Linked DNA regions of Mus musculus: region 2 is linked to region 1. A link is a loop called in an ENCODE intact Hi-C map of the cell type or tissue named here. Cell type or tissue: left cerebral cortex. All regions are shown on one strand.

Region 1 (2,500 bases):
GCCCTAACTTTGAGTCAGATCAGAGTGTAAACTCAACCTTCATGTCTGGCTTTCACCAGTGCTAACCTAACTAGTTTCCTTGTCAAGTATTACTGACTCTTACTGCATGCTTTTCATGAAAAAACACTGTGCAGAGGGAATTAACACAGTACCTGGTCCACAGTAGGAGTGTGGAAGATATCTGTTAACTATTTTTTTAAAATATTTTTTATTACATATTTTCCTCAATTACATTTCCAATGCTATCCCAAAAGTCCCCCATACCCTCCCCCCCACTTCCCTACCCACCCATTCCCATTTTTTTGGCCCTGGCGTTCCCCTGTACTGGGGCATATACAGTTTGCGTGTCCAATGGGCCTCTCTTTCCAGTGATGGCCTACTAGGCCATCTTTTGATACATATGCAGCTAGAGTCAAGAGCTCAGGGGTACTGGTTAGTTCATAATGTTGTTCCACCTATAGGGTTGCAGATCCCTTTAGCTCCTCCTCCTCCTCCTCCTCCTCCTCCTCCTCCTCCTCCTCCTCCTCCTTCTTCTTCTTCTTCTTCTTCTTCTTCTTCTTCTAACTCAGTAAGTATTTGTTTTATTAGTGCCTTTACAGCTAGTATCCAGGATGCTTTTCTTCTATTTTATTAGAAAAGTCTTAGGAAATTGGAGCTAAATAAGGTGAAAGCTTGGGAAGGAGACCCTCACTGAGCTCCTCCACACATTTTAGTGACTGTTTATTGTGGAGGTGCTACATCAATTTGTCTTCTTCCCTTTGCAAAGCATTGATCCACCCATCCAGCACAGACTGTTTGCACTTCTGGGTTTTGTTTTGTTTTGTTTTGTTTTGTTTTTTTACAGCCCTGTTTACTAAGTTAGTGAAACCCTTTATATTGCTTTCAAAGGACCAAGAAGAGAAACCATTGGAAAAGGGAAAGAACTGTGCTAGCACTTTAGAAAATTAACACATACATTCATTTTCTCTCAATAACCGGAATTCAGAATGCATTGAGAGAGGACGCAGAGGTCTAGATGAACAGAGATCACATTTTTAAAAACGTTTAAGTCATAGATTTCAGAAGGTCTACTCAGGTTGGAGAAAATGACTTTCGCTTTGTGATCCAACAGATGTGCAGCATTATATGGTTGATTATCACCAAAACAAACAGACTGGGACATTAGGAGCTATTTCCTCATACTTGTAGACATGCCTGTCCAGAGAAGCCATTCACCGAATGGAGAAAAAAAGACATCCTTTCTCATGCTTACTGAGTTAAAAAAAGGAGCAGGAATCGCTGTCCTGACTGTGCTATTTCTTCTCCCAAGTTCCATCCCTTCTTTTCAGAGTAAAGAAAAGGCAGAAATGGGCTATGCATTCCATTAGCTGAGTGGCCTTCAAAATATGGTCCCTAGAAAAGAAGCACATGCTGTTTTTATCTGGGGTGTTGTCTAAGACTTGCTTAGACTTTCTCACTGCTCTGGTGAACCAGAAATCTAAGTTTAGTAAGGGTTCTAGCCTATTTTGATACAAGCACATTAGCATCTCTTAAAGAAACTCTAAAAATAACTTGTTTGGTGGAATAGGTAGGACATCTTTGTGAACCAGAATCCATCAGAGGATGTAGGAATAAAGTTTTTGCAACCTATTTTTAATAAGGGTTCAACCTCTCCTCTAGCCTACCACCCAGCTGAGGTAATGGAACAGAATAGTTATTAGGATATGGGGGAACTGGATCCTGGGCAGCAATTCAGTCCCATAGCAAGGATCAAATACAATGGGTCAGCAGCCGCAGACCAGTCCTCTAGGCAGGCAGATACCAGGCAGCTGTAGTTCAATCGTGAAGAAACCACCAGGCTCGCTAGCTGGCCTGAGAAGAGACTGCGGAAGTGGCAAGCTGCCGCAGGAAACTCACGAGCAGTTCTTGGGCAAGTTTCTCTCAATGGCAGCACTACAACAAGGTGAGCTCAACAGTGCTATGTAAGACAAATCAATACACAGAGAAGAATATTGAGACGGAACAAAGCAAACTAATTCTCAGTGCTCGTCTCCCACTGTCTGTGGGGTCATATTTATACTCCTTCATCACAGGTCCTTTCACGTGTTTGCTATAGCCAATCATCCTTTCACCTGTGTCTGCTTCAGGAAAGCAGTCTTTCACGTGTTTGCTTTGGCAAGACATCCTTTCACCTGTGTGTCCCAACCAACCATCATTTGACATCATTAACTTTTCAAAGAACTAGAAGTTTCTACTTCAGAGGACTCATACATCTTGATGTCTCAGCACATGATGTGGATGTTCAGGCATAAACCAGGTATATTGCATGTTCTGGTTCAGGCCATATGCTAAGGTCTGTGCTTGCTCCCTTGAGCTTGTTCCCTCGAAGTTTCTGGGTTAAAGGCTTGGTTCATGGTATGGTTACCAGGAGGTATTGGGACCTTTTATAAATGTGACATAAAGGAAGACTTGAAGCTGTTGGGGGCTCACCCTTGAGTGGGGTATTGAGATTTTTTTCAAA
Region 2 (2,500 bases), 240 kb before region 1:
GTCATGGGTACGCTAGTGGCTGTGTAAGGGTGAAGTTGTGATGTTTTCTCTTTATCATTCTTTACTCTGTCTAAGCAGAGTTATGCTGAAACCTTGACAGAGTTTAGGTCACAAGTCTGTATCTTAAACCAGTGTGTGTGTGTGTGTTTTAGAGAGAGAGAGAGAAGAAGAGAGAGTTAAAGAGAGAGAGGTAAAGAGAGAGAGAAAAGAGAGATATAGATAGGTAGATAAATATATGGATGGATGGATGGATAGATAGATAGATACAGAACATAGATCATACATGGACAGTTTTTTCTATATGTGTACTATGAGATGTGCTTGTAGTGCAGATAACTGTATACATGAGAGTCAGCAGGATATATAGAATAATGTTGGGGTGCTCAGTGTAGCTCAGTAAATGTGTCTCCCATGTTACAACTGGAATGCGTTTGGGTGAAGCCTATGACTATCAGTCACTCTTTGGAGTGTGGTTATTACTACTGGAAATTGCCCATAATGTTTTTGTTTTTTTTGTTTTTTGCTTTTTTTTTTTTAAGTGGTTTTGAAAGTTAAGAGGCCTTTCTTTGCAGGGCTGCATTTTCTGTGTGCAGGCAGTTGACATTATATAGGAATGATCACAAATACAAATTGATTTGTAAATTAACACTTCCACACTGAAATTTATACCTAAAGTATACACTTAAACCAATATTGACTTCAAAAGAAATTTATAATCATTAAAATAACCAATGTTGGTAAGGGGGATTGTGTAATGTTGCTGACATGTCCTAACCAGGGGTTACTCTTCTGGTGTCTTGATGTCTAGTATTATGAGTGAACACCAGTAAATATTTTGTGCATTGGTAATTTTTTTGTTAAATATCTAAGACCTACTTAAAAAGAATAAATATAATATTTAAACTCTCCTCGTAATTTACTAATGATTTAGTTGGAGAAAGCATAAATTGTGAACTGGATTATCCAAAATGCCACAAGGGTTATGAAAGAACATATGGTGTGGACCTAGCATTGTGTGTAAAGAAGCACACAAGCGAGAAGGCACCCCAAGAAGGCACCCCAGCTGCATAGACCTAGGCAGAGCTTCTCAAAAGTCTACCCAGAAACAGTGCTTCGGGAAACATCCAGCAGAGGGCAGTAGAATCCCACCTTAGTGACTTCTGCAGGTTGCCTTTCACAGGAGGGCAGTTTGCTTGGTGTTCTGAAACTTTCAGGCCCGACACATAATTGTGGACATTAAACATTCTGAAGAGGGACATAAAATGTATCGCAAGGTCAATGGAATCCTTTGTCAAGACTTCTCTGAAGATCTGACCCTTTGTCACAGCAGCGCAAAACACTAAAAATGCCTGTCACTCACTGGCTTGTATTATCTTGGGGGAAACGGGGTGGGGGTGGGGGACTCCCATTGGCCAAATGTTTTTGTATATGTATTTTTTATTGTTGTATAAATATAATGGTATTCTGGTGACTGCCTCAGGATGAAATGCCAGTAAATGGCAACCGAGCTGTATCCCAAGCCTTTGTTATCAAATTTTGTTCCAACATCATTTGACAACTTCACATTCTCTTGAACAACACAGTACCAGTCTGTGACAAGATGGAGGGATATTTGTACTCCTTCTGCTCAGTCCGTCATTCTCCCTCCTCCCTCCAGATTTCGTCGGGAGCTGCTGGCAGTTTGGGAAATGCAGACAGTTTGTTCTTCAGTAAGAGAAAGGAATTCTCCCAAGGCAGAATGGAAAATAGAGGGCCCTGGTGAGAGTCCTTGTTGAACCCTGCCTGTGGCCTGGGTGACCCTTCTTGATCTGCGAACGGAAAGGCTATGCTACTCATTGAAGAGGTTTCTGGTGAGTGCAGAGGCCATAGCAACCTCATTACCTACTCGGATTGAAATAAAACTCTAGAGGCAGAAGTAGTCATGGACATCTCAGGGGTTTGGTTTTCAGGAAAACCCACGAACTGTGCTGAGCACTAACGGTGGGGTGTGGAGAGGCATATTTCAGTGGCTCTCTCCTCTGACACTCCCCTCTGTTTGTTGCCTTGTGAAAGCTGATTGCATTGTATCTCACACCAAAGGCCTTATAAGCAAAAGAAAAAAATGCCACAAATGACAAACTATATGTTATTTGGTTAGAAATTTCTATAATGACACGCTGTGGATTATACCCAGGGGCCCCAGTACAGCAGGAAACCCTTGAAGGACAAAGTCAAGGATTTTTGTCACCCTGGAAGAATTCCTAGAATAGAACTTCTTTAAAATCAGTCTGTTTTGTTCACCGTGGGAAGAAAATGCCAGTGCCTTAGACCAGAGCAGGTCTTCGGTTCACCGCTGTTAAATGAGCAATGGAAGCAGATTACTTAAAAAACCTATACCCAATGAAAAGAGTCTGTTTTTATTAGAGACATAATCCTTGTTTTAATGCTGAAAATTTAAAGCTGAATTCTTTCTCACTAATCTTATTTAGCTCCCTATGACTTTTTTTAGGCTTTGAGAAAG

The links. Hi-C counts contacts between places; a loop is a spot of excess contacts. Peaks named below come from ENCODE experiments on the same cell type or tissue, not always from the same donor. Only the 100,000 strongest peaks of a DNase experiment are listed, where the experiment ranks them.
Region 2: it touches region 1 in a loop (2.5-fold over the local background); 5 of 42 quality-filtered maps call a loop at or near these places.

Annotation. Positions count from the first base shown.
Region 1 is chr8:41,808,083-41,810,582 of GRCm38, forward strand. No RefSeq gene overlaps it. Among named protein-coding and RNA genes, the nearest start is that of 2810404M03Rik, 18 kb to the right of the region's middle. In left cerebral cortex, no CTCF peak of the experiment used is centred here; a DNase peak (open chromatin) is centred at 1,362.
Region 2 is chr8:41,572,114-41,574,613 of GRCm38, forward strand. No RefSeq gene overlaps it. Among named protein-coding and RNA genes, the nearest start is that of Gm50494, 160 kb to the left of the region's middle. In left cerebral cortex, a CTCF peak has its summit at 1,129 (motif pointing right); DNase peaks (open chromatin) are centred at 1,134 and 1,667; H3K27ac peaks cover 198 bases.